Linked DNA regions of Homo sapiens: all the other regions are linked to region 3. The links are chromatin contacts, found by Hi-C or POLR2A ChIA-PET in ENCODE. All regions are on one chromosome and are shown on one strand. The core of a region is the stretch at or near the end of the contact, and the rest is flanking DNA. Distances in the headings are between cores, read along the strand shown.

The links. Hi-C counts contacts between places; a loop is a spot of excess contacts on that map. ChIA-PET counts read pairs that join two places held with the same protein, here RNA polymerase II (POLR2A). Pooled maps may share reads with other maps.
Region 1: a loop to region 3 is called in a map of gastrocnemius medialis, with 3 times the contacts of the local background. The contact joins the enhancer-like site here to the promoter of USP11 in region 3. A Hi-C loop is called at or near these places in 2 of 168 maps with a recorded cell type or tissue (gastrocnemius medialis and sigmoid colon), 11 of 37 single-sample maps with no recorded cell type and 15 of 50 pooled maps. POLR2A ChIA-PET finds 5 or more read pairs at or near these places in 15 of 52 experiments (A549, AG04450, B cell and 12 more).
Region 2: a pooled map shows a loop between it and region 3 (15-fold over the local background). The contact joins the promoter of TIMP1 here to the promoter of USP11 in region 3. A Hi-C loop is called at or near these places in 2 of 37 single-sample maps with no recorded cell type and 8 of 50 pooled maps. POLR2A ChIA-PET finds 5 or more read pairs at or near these places in 2 of 52 experiments (OCI-LY7 and activated B cell).

What each region holds. Positions count from the first base shown.
Region 1 is chrX:47,522,080-47,524,779 of GRCh38, reverse strand. No RefSeq gene overlaps it. Among named protein-coding and RNA genes, the nearest start is that of ARAF, 38 kb to the left of the region's middle. RefSeq lists silencers at 943-992, 1,053-1,122. Within about 2 kb of position 1,264, at least 4 of the 41 ENCODE cell types and tissues checked have a DNase peak (open chromatin) inside an H3K27ac peak, as active enhancers do.
Region 2 is chrX:47,581,158-47,584,079 of GRCh38, reverse strand. TIMP1 (TIMP metallopeptidase inhibitor 1) reads right to left here and starts at 1,644. Exons shown (of 6, transcript NM_003254.3): 1 at 1,606-1,644; 2 at 544-672. The coding sequence starts at 664. The region is part of intron 5 of SYN1 (synapsin I); the gene reads left to right. RefSeq lists silencers at 1,687-1,786, 1,847-1,996.
Region 3 is chrX:47,231,530-47,234,291 of GRCh38, reverse strand. USP11 (ubiquitin specific peptidase 11) reads right to left here and starts at 1,283. Exons shown (of 21, transcript NM_001371072.1): 1 at 1,073-1,283. The coding sequence starts at 1,248. RefSeq lists enhancers at 345-928, 1,354-1,403 and a cis regulatory region at 406-1,628.

The DNA.
Region 1 (2,700 bases), core at 15-2,514, 290 kb before region 3:
GAATAAATGGAAAATGTGTGTGGATCCTGAGACTTTGTGAAGTTCAGTCATGTGTCCAAGATCTGAGATCTAAGCTTTGTGAATGAATCAGTAGAAACCCCTCGGCTCCAGTGTTGGCAGGTCTCCTCCTCCATGCAGCCCTCCCAGGGAACTGGCTCTGCTTGGGAAGTCTGTGGGGTCCCTGGGGCAGCAGCTGGGTGAGTCCTGGAATCAATCCTCATGTCTGGCTGCCGAGGGGCATCTCCTTCCTTAAAATCATTTGCGGGAGGCTTGGGTCGGGCCGTCCAGTCCTTCCTTAGTCTGGGACTGCAGGAGAAATGGTGGGGACCAAGCACACAGAGGCAGGTAGAGGTGTGGTAAGTGGCGATTCTGGGTGAGACAGGATGCTAATTGGATCCCACTTGGGGTGACTTGATAACGGGTTTGTGCAGGGTCACTGAGGACCCTCCTGGCTCCACGAGGATTCACTCAGCCTGGTGGTTGGACTAAGAGAAGGCCCTGTGGCCAGGAGCCCGGTTGGGTTTTGAGGTTATTCTGAAGAGGGGGTGCTGGGTGAGTTGGGGTATTGATGCCCGGCAGCCCAAGCAAAGGGTTCGAAGGACGCGGGGAGGTGGCTGCCTCCCGTCCCCCACAGGCTCCTCTGCCGCCTCCTGAACAGTTTTCCTGCCACGTCGAGGTGCCATGCTCGGGCATTCCCGGGGTCCTGGGCCAGGAAATGGCAGGTCCCTGGATCAGGAGGCCCGAGAGCTCTGGTCCTCGAGTCCCACTTCCTCTGCCCGCAGAGGGGACTGGAGGGGCGCGATTGTGCGCCACCCCGATTGCACCCAGATTCGGTCGTTTCCAGAACCTCTTCCCAGGAGCACGGGGAGCGGGAGAGCGGGAACCCCAAAGAGGAGCTCTGGGTCCGGCGAGTCCGGGTGGCGACTCGAGCTGAGCCCCCTCTCCCGCCGCAGCGCTGGGAGGGGCTCCGTCGCCAGCCGTGCCCTCTCGTCCTGCTCACTCACCCGGGCCTAACGACAGCAGCTGGCTCTGCGAGGGGTTCCCCGGGTTGGGGCCCCTAAATTAACACGCGGAGGGCCAGGGGGAGGCAGGGGAAGGGGGGCGGGGCAAAAGCTGCAGGGAAGCAAAACGGAGGAGGAGGTGCAGACAGGAGCGAGGAACGGCGGGCAGCGGGCTCGGCCCAGCTTCACGATGCGAACGGGAGGGGGCGCCAGAGACCGCCAGAGGCCAAGGTCCAGCGCTACTGCGGCACAGGCGCCGCCGCGTAGTCCGCAGTCAGAGGGCGGGGCCCGCCTTCGCAGCCACGGTCACGGTCGTGTTCACCCAGGCTCCGCAACCACCCGCAGAGCTCACGACGTGAAGGAGCAGCCCTCCTCCTTTCCTCTTCCCTCACCTCCTCCATCTTCTCCATCCTCCTCTTCTTTTGATAGATTGATGGATCAGAGATGGATGTGTGTGTGCGCGTACGCGTGTAAAGATACTTATCAAAGCATTATCCTTAAAAAAGGAAACATCTGAAGCCACAGGGAATATGAAATTAAAGAAACTCAGGTAGACAGTCTCTTTAAAAATATTATGGAACCATTTGAAAAATTGTTTATCAATACTATGTAACATCATGGGAAATTATTTTCATGTACTATTAAAGCAAAAAAGGCAGGATACACACACAGAAATCTCCATGTAAAAATGTGAACTATACACAGAACAGGAATGATCATCAAAACTCCCTCCAAGTACGAACAATGGTTTTCTGCAGGTGTGGTAATGCCTTTGTAGAATGTGCATAAATTCATATTAAAATAAATGGAAGCCTTTCCTTTTTATAGATAAAGGGAAGCCAGGTACATCCCAGGCTGTGGCCAGGCAGGAAAAGGAGCTGGGCAGGGCTTGAGGAGGGCACCGGGGCTCCTTGGTAAGGCGATGTCCAGATGTCACCCAGGCCTGTGGGTCGGTCCTACATATCTGTGCACCCCTTCCCCTAATACCCAGATATCCCTTTTCCTTAACAATCCCCACCCTGATATACACCACAGACCTAAACTCTTAGTCCATATGCCTCTGGAAATAAACTCCTGTCAACATTTGTCTGTTCAAAACAGTTAAGAATCTCTCAATTGATCTAATGAATTGAAGAAATCTATCCCCACGTTAGAAACATGCACATGTTGGCCCTGATTTAATTTCCCAGTAACTACAATTCCCCAGTAACTACATATGCATATGTACCGGACAAACAAGGCAGCTTTCCATTCCCAACTCCTCTTCCCTGGCTGATGGTTCTCAGGAGAATCTAGGCATCTGAGCCCTAGCCCCAGCACCCTAATGGAGAGTGCAGGGCACCTGGATAGTGGAGGCAGGCCTAGAAGCTTTTGGTGTAAAAGATGAAATTGAAATAAAAAGACCCACAGGTAACCATGTGTCAAGCACACATCTGGTACCCAATACATCTTTATGGAATAAAATAGACATTAAAATGCTACAGGTATAAGTTAAAATATTGGCAAACTGACTAGCAAGGTTTAGAAATCCACATTTAAGACTGGTCTAGTGGTGATAAATTCCGTCAGCTTTTTCTTGTCAGGGAAAAACTTTAATTTCTCCTTCATTTTTGAAGGATAGCTTTGCTTAAGACACAGGCAGAAAAATATTTCATGACTTCACTTATATGTAGAATATTTTTAAAAGAGCTCAGGCTGG
Region 2 (2,922 bases), core at 395-2,894, 350 kb before region 3:
TGATGTTTCTTCTTAGTAATTTCCACCCACAGACCCTCACACTGCTCCTTAGCTACACATTCCCACTGGCCCATGCTATATTCAGTGTTGAGCCCAATCTCTCCCACCGACTGCAAGATCCCATTGCAGTGGTTCCTATACCCATCACCATGGTCCTGAATATGGTCTTCCTTACTGTGTTATAACAAGTATCACTGAATATTTTTCTGTTTAACAGGAGATCAGGAGTACTAAGGGGCAGGGGTTAAAATTTTAAACAGGATGGCCAGGGAAGGCCATCCTGAGAAGGTGACGTTTGAGGCAGCCACCCATGTGGATACCTGGGGGGAAAGTGTACCAGGCAGAGGGAGCAGCCAGCATGCAGATCCTGTGGTGGGCTTGGGCACAGAGTACTCAAGGAAGTGTGAGGATGCCAGTGTGGCTAAAGCAGAGGAAGTGCAGGGGCGAGTGGAATCATTCTAGAGGTAAGTGCCATGGTGAGCCCCACTGGACTGAAAGGGAAACCAAGGCAGAGTGTGTGGGCTGAGTGGGGTGAGGACTCACCGAGGTCGGAATTGCAGAAGGCCGTCTGTGGGTGGGGTGGGACACAGGTGCAGGCCCTGCTGGGGGCTATCAGCCACAGCAACAACAGGATGCCAGAAGCCAGGGGCTCAAAGGGGGCCATGGTGGGTTCTGTGGGGAAGGGGGATGTCAGGCAGGCCCCGGCCCAGCTGATCTGCTGACCTGGGCAGGTCATCCACCCCATCTTGCCCCGGGGCAGCCTATGGGGGGGATTAGGGGGCTGGATTTGGGCTTGAGGGGTTGGTAAGCTTAGGGATTTTAAGGGGATTGGGGAGCGCAGAGGAATTTAGGGTTTAGAGAGTTGGGAGAGTTTAAATTATTGAGGGACTGAGTGAGTTGCGGGGTTATGGGGTTGTGGCACTTGGGGGAGAAGGGGGCTGAGGAAGTTTGAGGAATGAGGGGATTGGGGAATTCTGGAGGTTGAGGAGTTTGGGGGTGAGGAATTTGGGATTGGGGGCTGGAGGAGTTTGGAGACGGCAGAGTTTAGGGGTTGTGTATATTAAGAGATATAAGAGGCTGGGGGAATTTAGGGAGGTTGAGGAATTTGGAGGAGGTTGGGGGTTTAGGGAGCTGGGGGAGTTTGGAGGTTGAAGGGGTTGGGGGAATTTGGGGGCTTAAGGCAATGGGGATACTTGAGGAATTTGAGGGCAAAAGAAGTTTGGGAGCTGGGGAACTGGGGATTGGGGAGCTGGGGGAGTTTAGGGAGCTGCAGGGGTTAGCGGTGGGTATTTAGGGGGCGATGAGGGAAATTTCGGGATGAAGGAATTTGCGGGGGGATTTGGAAAGCATTTGTGATATTAGGGGGTCATGGGTTTGGGGGAATTGGGGGCGGATGTCAGGGGTTCTAGGGAGTTTGGAGCCTCGGGGTTGGGAAAGCAGTTCCAGCCTCCGACCCTCTTCCCCCTAGACTAGCCCAGGGTCCTGGTACCCGCAGGCCAAGCTGAGTAGACAGGCATCTGGCACGGGAGTGCACGGGCCTGGTGGCCAGCACCCAAGCTGCAGCCCAGCTCCGGTCCCTGCTGGGCCACCCCGGGCCCTGCTTACCTCTGGTGTCTCTCTGGGCGCTGGATCTGCGGCGATGGCGGCAGGGCCTGAGCGCTAGAGGATAAATGTCCACGCTAGGGGCGGGGGTGGCAGCGGGTGCGGAAACCACAGGCCTCCAGGCTTCCTGGATGCATTACTCATCCACCCACCATCAGTGCAGAAGCCAAGGGGCGGGCCGACGAAAGGAGATACACCCTCCTCCTCTCCCACCCGCCTCCTCTCCCTCTCCCTGGGCCTCGCCCGGGCCAGCCACCTCCCCCACCTCCACGTCAGTCACTATTCCTTCCAAGCCGCCTCAGCGGAGAGCTTAGAGGCCGCATTTCCCCCGGCCCAGTCCCCTAAAGTCTCCAGAATCTATCCAATCACCCACATCCCCCAAGCTCCCTATGACTCAAACCCAAATTAGTTCAGCCCTTCAACATTTATTGTGCATCTACTGTGTGCCAAGCACACAAAAATCCCTTGTTTTGTATGTCTGACATGCTGGTGAGGGGTGGCAGAGAGGAAACAAATTAAGTAGCAGCAGTGGAGGGAGATAAGGCAGGTGAAAGGGGAGGAATACAAAATGGGGAAACTGAGGCACGGAGTGGTTAAGTGACTTACCCAGGATCACAGAGTCAATACATGGCAGAACTGAGACTGGAACTCAGGTGGCCAGGAGCCAAAGCCAGGGTCTCAAATAACACAGGCAAATAGCCGGCATTTATACAGCACCTACTGTATACCAGGCACTCAGCATAGTTTATCTCACTCAAAGCTCACAACAAATCTCTGAGATGGGTACCGGTTCTTATTCCCGTTTTACGGATGAGGAAATATGGGGCGTAGAGGAACTGTAGAATTTTCCTAAGATCACAGGGCATGGCCGGGATTCAAACAGAGGCTACCTGGCACCAGGGTTGTAACTCAGGAGTGGCACCGTCCTAGCAAGCAGGGAATGGTGCGGGTGAATGAATGAGCATTGGGAAGGGGGTGGCCATGAATGATGGTGAAAGAAGCAAGTGAGTGGGTCAGTAGAAAACTAATCCCCACCCCATCCTGCCCTGCCCCCTCCCCATGGACCTGTACCCCTGGTGGGGGGTGGGGTGGGGCAATCCTTGCCCACCAGCTTTCTGACAATGCAGGAACCTTCCCTGGGGTTCTGATTAACATCCTTAATTCGAGGAGGATAGATCAATAATAATAATTGTAGTGATGATGGCAGCCACTTATTGAGCACTTTCTGTGTACTATGTGCTAAAGTGTTTGTATAAATTATCTCATTCACTCACCATACTCCCTTGCTAATTAAGTTTGATTAACTCAGGGATGATAGCC
Region 3 (2,762 bases), core at 34-2,533:
GACTCGTTAAATTGCATTAATTCCTTCAATTTGGAACAGTTCTTCAGCCTTTGTCTTTCATGATCCTGACATTTTTGAAGAGTGTAGGCCGTTTATTTTAACAGGATGTCCGTCAATCTGGGCTGCGTAAATGTTTTATATAATCTTTTTAAGTCTTACGTATTTCACAATTAAAAAACGAGATGCAACTCGGCGAGAAATAAAATGAACTCAGAAGCAGTAAATTTCAAGAAGGACTGTTTAGCAAGAAATCAGTAAAACAAGCCGATTTATCAAAATTCTATTTTTTAAAAAAACGACTTTTTCTTGATTCTAAAAACAAAACAGTACCAACACAGAAAACCAATTAAACATGGAAGGCCCCTCCGGTGCTAATCACCTGCACGTTCTCTCGACTCGGGAAGGCTTCCGCCAGAATCAAAAACCACGGCGCGTCATAAACTTTGCTTATTCGCAGGCGCCATTTTCTGCCTCATAGGCACCACCTCCCCTCCACTGTCGTCCCTCGGCCTCAGAGCACGCCCCTCAGCTCACGTCACCAACCTAACCTCGTTCCCAGGCTCCAGGCTCCTCCCCCCTCCCCCACGGAGGTCCCCGCTCCCTCCCTCGGACCGTTCGGCTCCATCCCGCTCTTCTGCTGACGTCACAAAGCTCGCCTCGTTCCCAGCCGCCCCGGAGCAATCGGAAACCGCTCCTCGCCCCCAAAAGTTGCATTACGCAGCGCAGGCCGCGCCCCCGCCTTATGTAGCAGAACCCACCTTCTTCCCAGGTTCCTACGCAGTTTCACTACGCAGGCCCGGCCCCACCTCCAGGACCGAAACTGGTCTCATCACAACAAACCCCATTTTGTTCTCAGGCGTCAGACTGCACCACACAGGCCCCGCCCCTTTTCCAGACGTTGCGATTCATTCAAAGGCACTTCCCCGCCCCTTTAGCCCGCTGTCCCGCCGGCCACTCCCCCGCCCCCGCACCCCGCAGCAGCTTTCCCGCGGCCCTCGGCCGCCGAATCCCCAGCGGTTGTCAATGCCCCCACCGTTCCCTCTGCCGAGGCTCCACCGCAGCCCAGCCTCACCAGCTTTCGCCGGCCCGCAGTGGACGTTCTCGCCCACTCTCGCCGTTTTCTATCTGGCGCCACTGGCTGTCCAGGCCTGGCAGCTCCTCGTGCTGTGGCTCTCTATCCTCAGTCACCGCCGCTGCCGCCGCCACAGCCGCCGCAGCAGCAGCTGGATTTGCTGCGACCGTCGCCATCGCCGTCCGTTCTCTTCTACAGCCAACGCAGCTGTGCGAGATTGGAAGACGCCCCTCAACAGCCACTTCCGGATTCTGGTCCCGGAAACGGAAGCAGAGCCCCCCAAACAGTCGCGGGGCTACTGCCATATTGGAAATGGCCCCGTGCACAGACGCGTCGAAGGGCTAGGTGGGGTAAAATCTTCAGTGGGAACCAAGAAAGACAAAAGTGCCTTGTGGGGTCCTAACGCCCTGTAGACTTAGGGCACAGGTGGCATGGAAAGTGGAGGCTGAGGTTCCCGAGGTGGGCTAGGACTCCTACCCTGGGAGCAGTGTTTTTGTTAGCCTGATCAGAATGCCCTTCATTGTACCATCAAAACCCAATGCAAAAGAGGTTTCCACCTCCAGAGACCCACCGAGGCCTGCGGGCTGTTGTTTCTCTTCCTGAACTAGATTTATTCACTAGACAAGGTGTTGAAGACAAGTTAGCCCCAGGCCCTATGTTTGTTGGAGTCATAGCAATCATAACTAAACTAGCTGTCCGCCCAGTTTAAGTGCTTTATTGGACTAAAATAGTAGCCTCAGGCAGCAGGTACTGTCCTTGTCACCCATGGGTAACAATGGGGACGCTGAGTACCAGAAACGTCCCTCAGCTAATTAGTGGTGGAGCTGCAGTTTAGACTTGAGAAATCTGGTTTCAGAGCTGTGACCTTAAACACCAGGCCAAACATTCTCCAACCGTGTGGTCCCAGTGGTCCCAGCCTGTCTACCGGTCCAAAAATCCTCTTGGGGTTTCACAAAATGAAAACTATTTTCACAATACTTTTTCACTCTCATTCTCTCAGGGGTGTACAGTGTGATTATCCAGAGGCTTCTGAATCCAGAGGCTATATGACATAAGCAAAAACTCTTTTGAATATCTTAAACTTTTAAGAACATAAAGGAATCCCGAGACCCAAAGTTTGAGAACCCTTGGACTAGGCCAGGGTCTCTCAACCTCAGCACTGTCATTTCTTTGTTGTGGGCATTGCAGGATATGTAGCAGCATCCCTGGCCTCTACCTACTAGATACCAAGTAGTACCCCTCAGGACAACCAAGTATCTCCAGACATTACCAAATGTCCTTTGGGGGAAAAATGTCTCTGGTTGAGAACCACTGCTCTAGGCTATGCTATTCTTTCCTCTGCTGGGGCTGCCAGCCCCGTTGATGATGACTTTAATTTCGAACCTCCCTTCCCCCTCACAATTTCATAATTTACCTATTTTCAGTTAATCTCTGCGGGGCAGGGATTGTGTCTTTATTACTGTGATTCCAGCCCCCAGCCCAGACCTGGCATAGATGAGGGGTCACAAACTCAGTTGTGTAAGCTCTGGGTGAGGAAAGGGAGCAGGCCTTTCACTTAAGGGTCCCCAAAGAAAGTGGCATTTGAGTTGAGTCAGACACATGGCAGATAGCTGCTCTTCAAGCCCAGTTGAATCTTGTCAGATTCTCTGAATTGATTCTCCCCATTGCCCCTCTGCAGACTCCCCCTCCC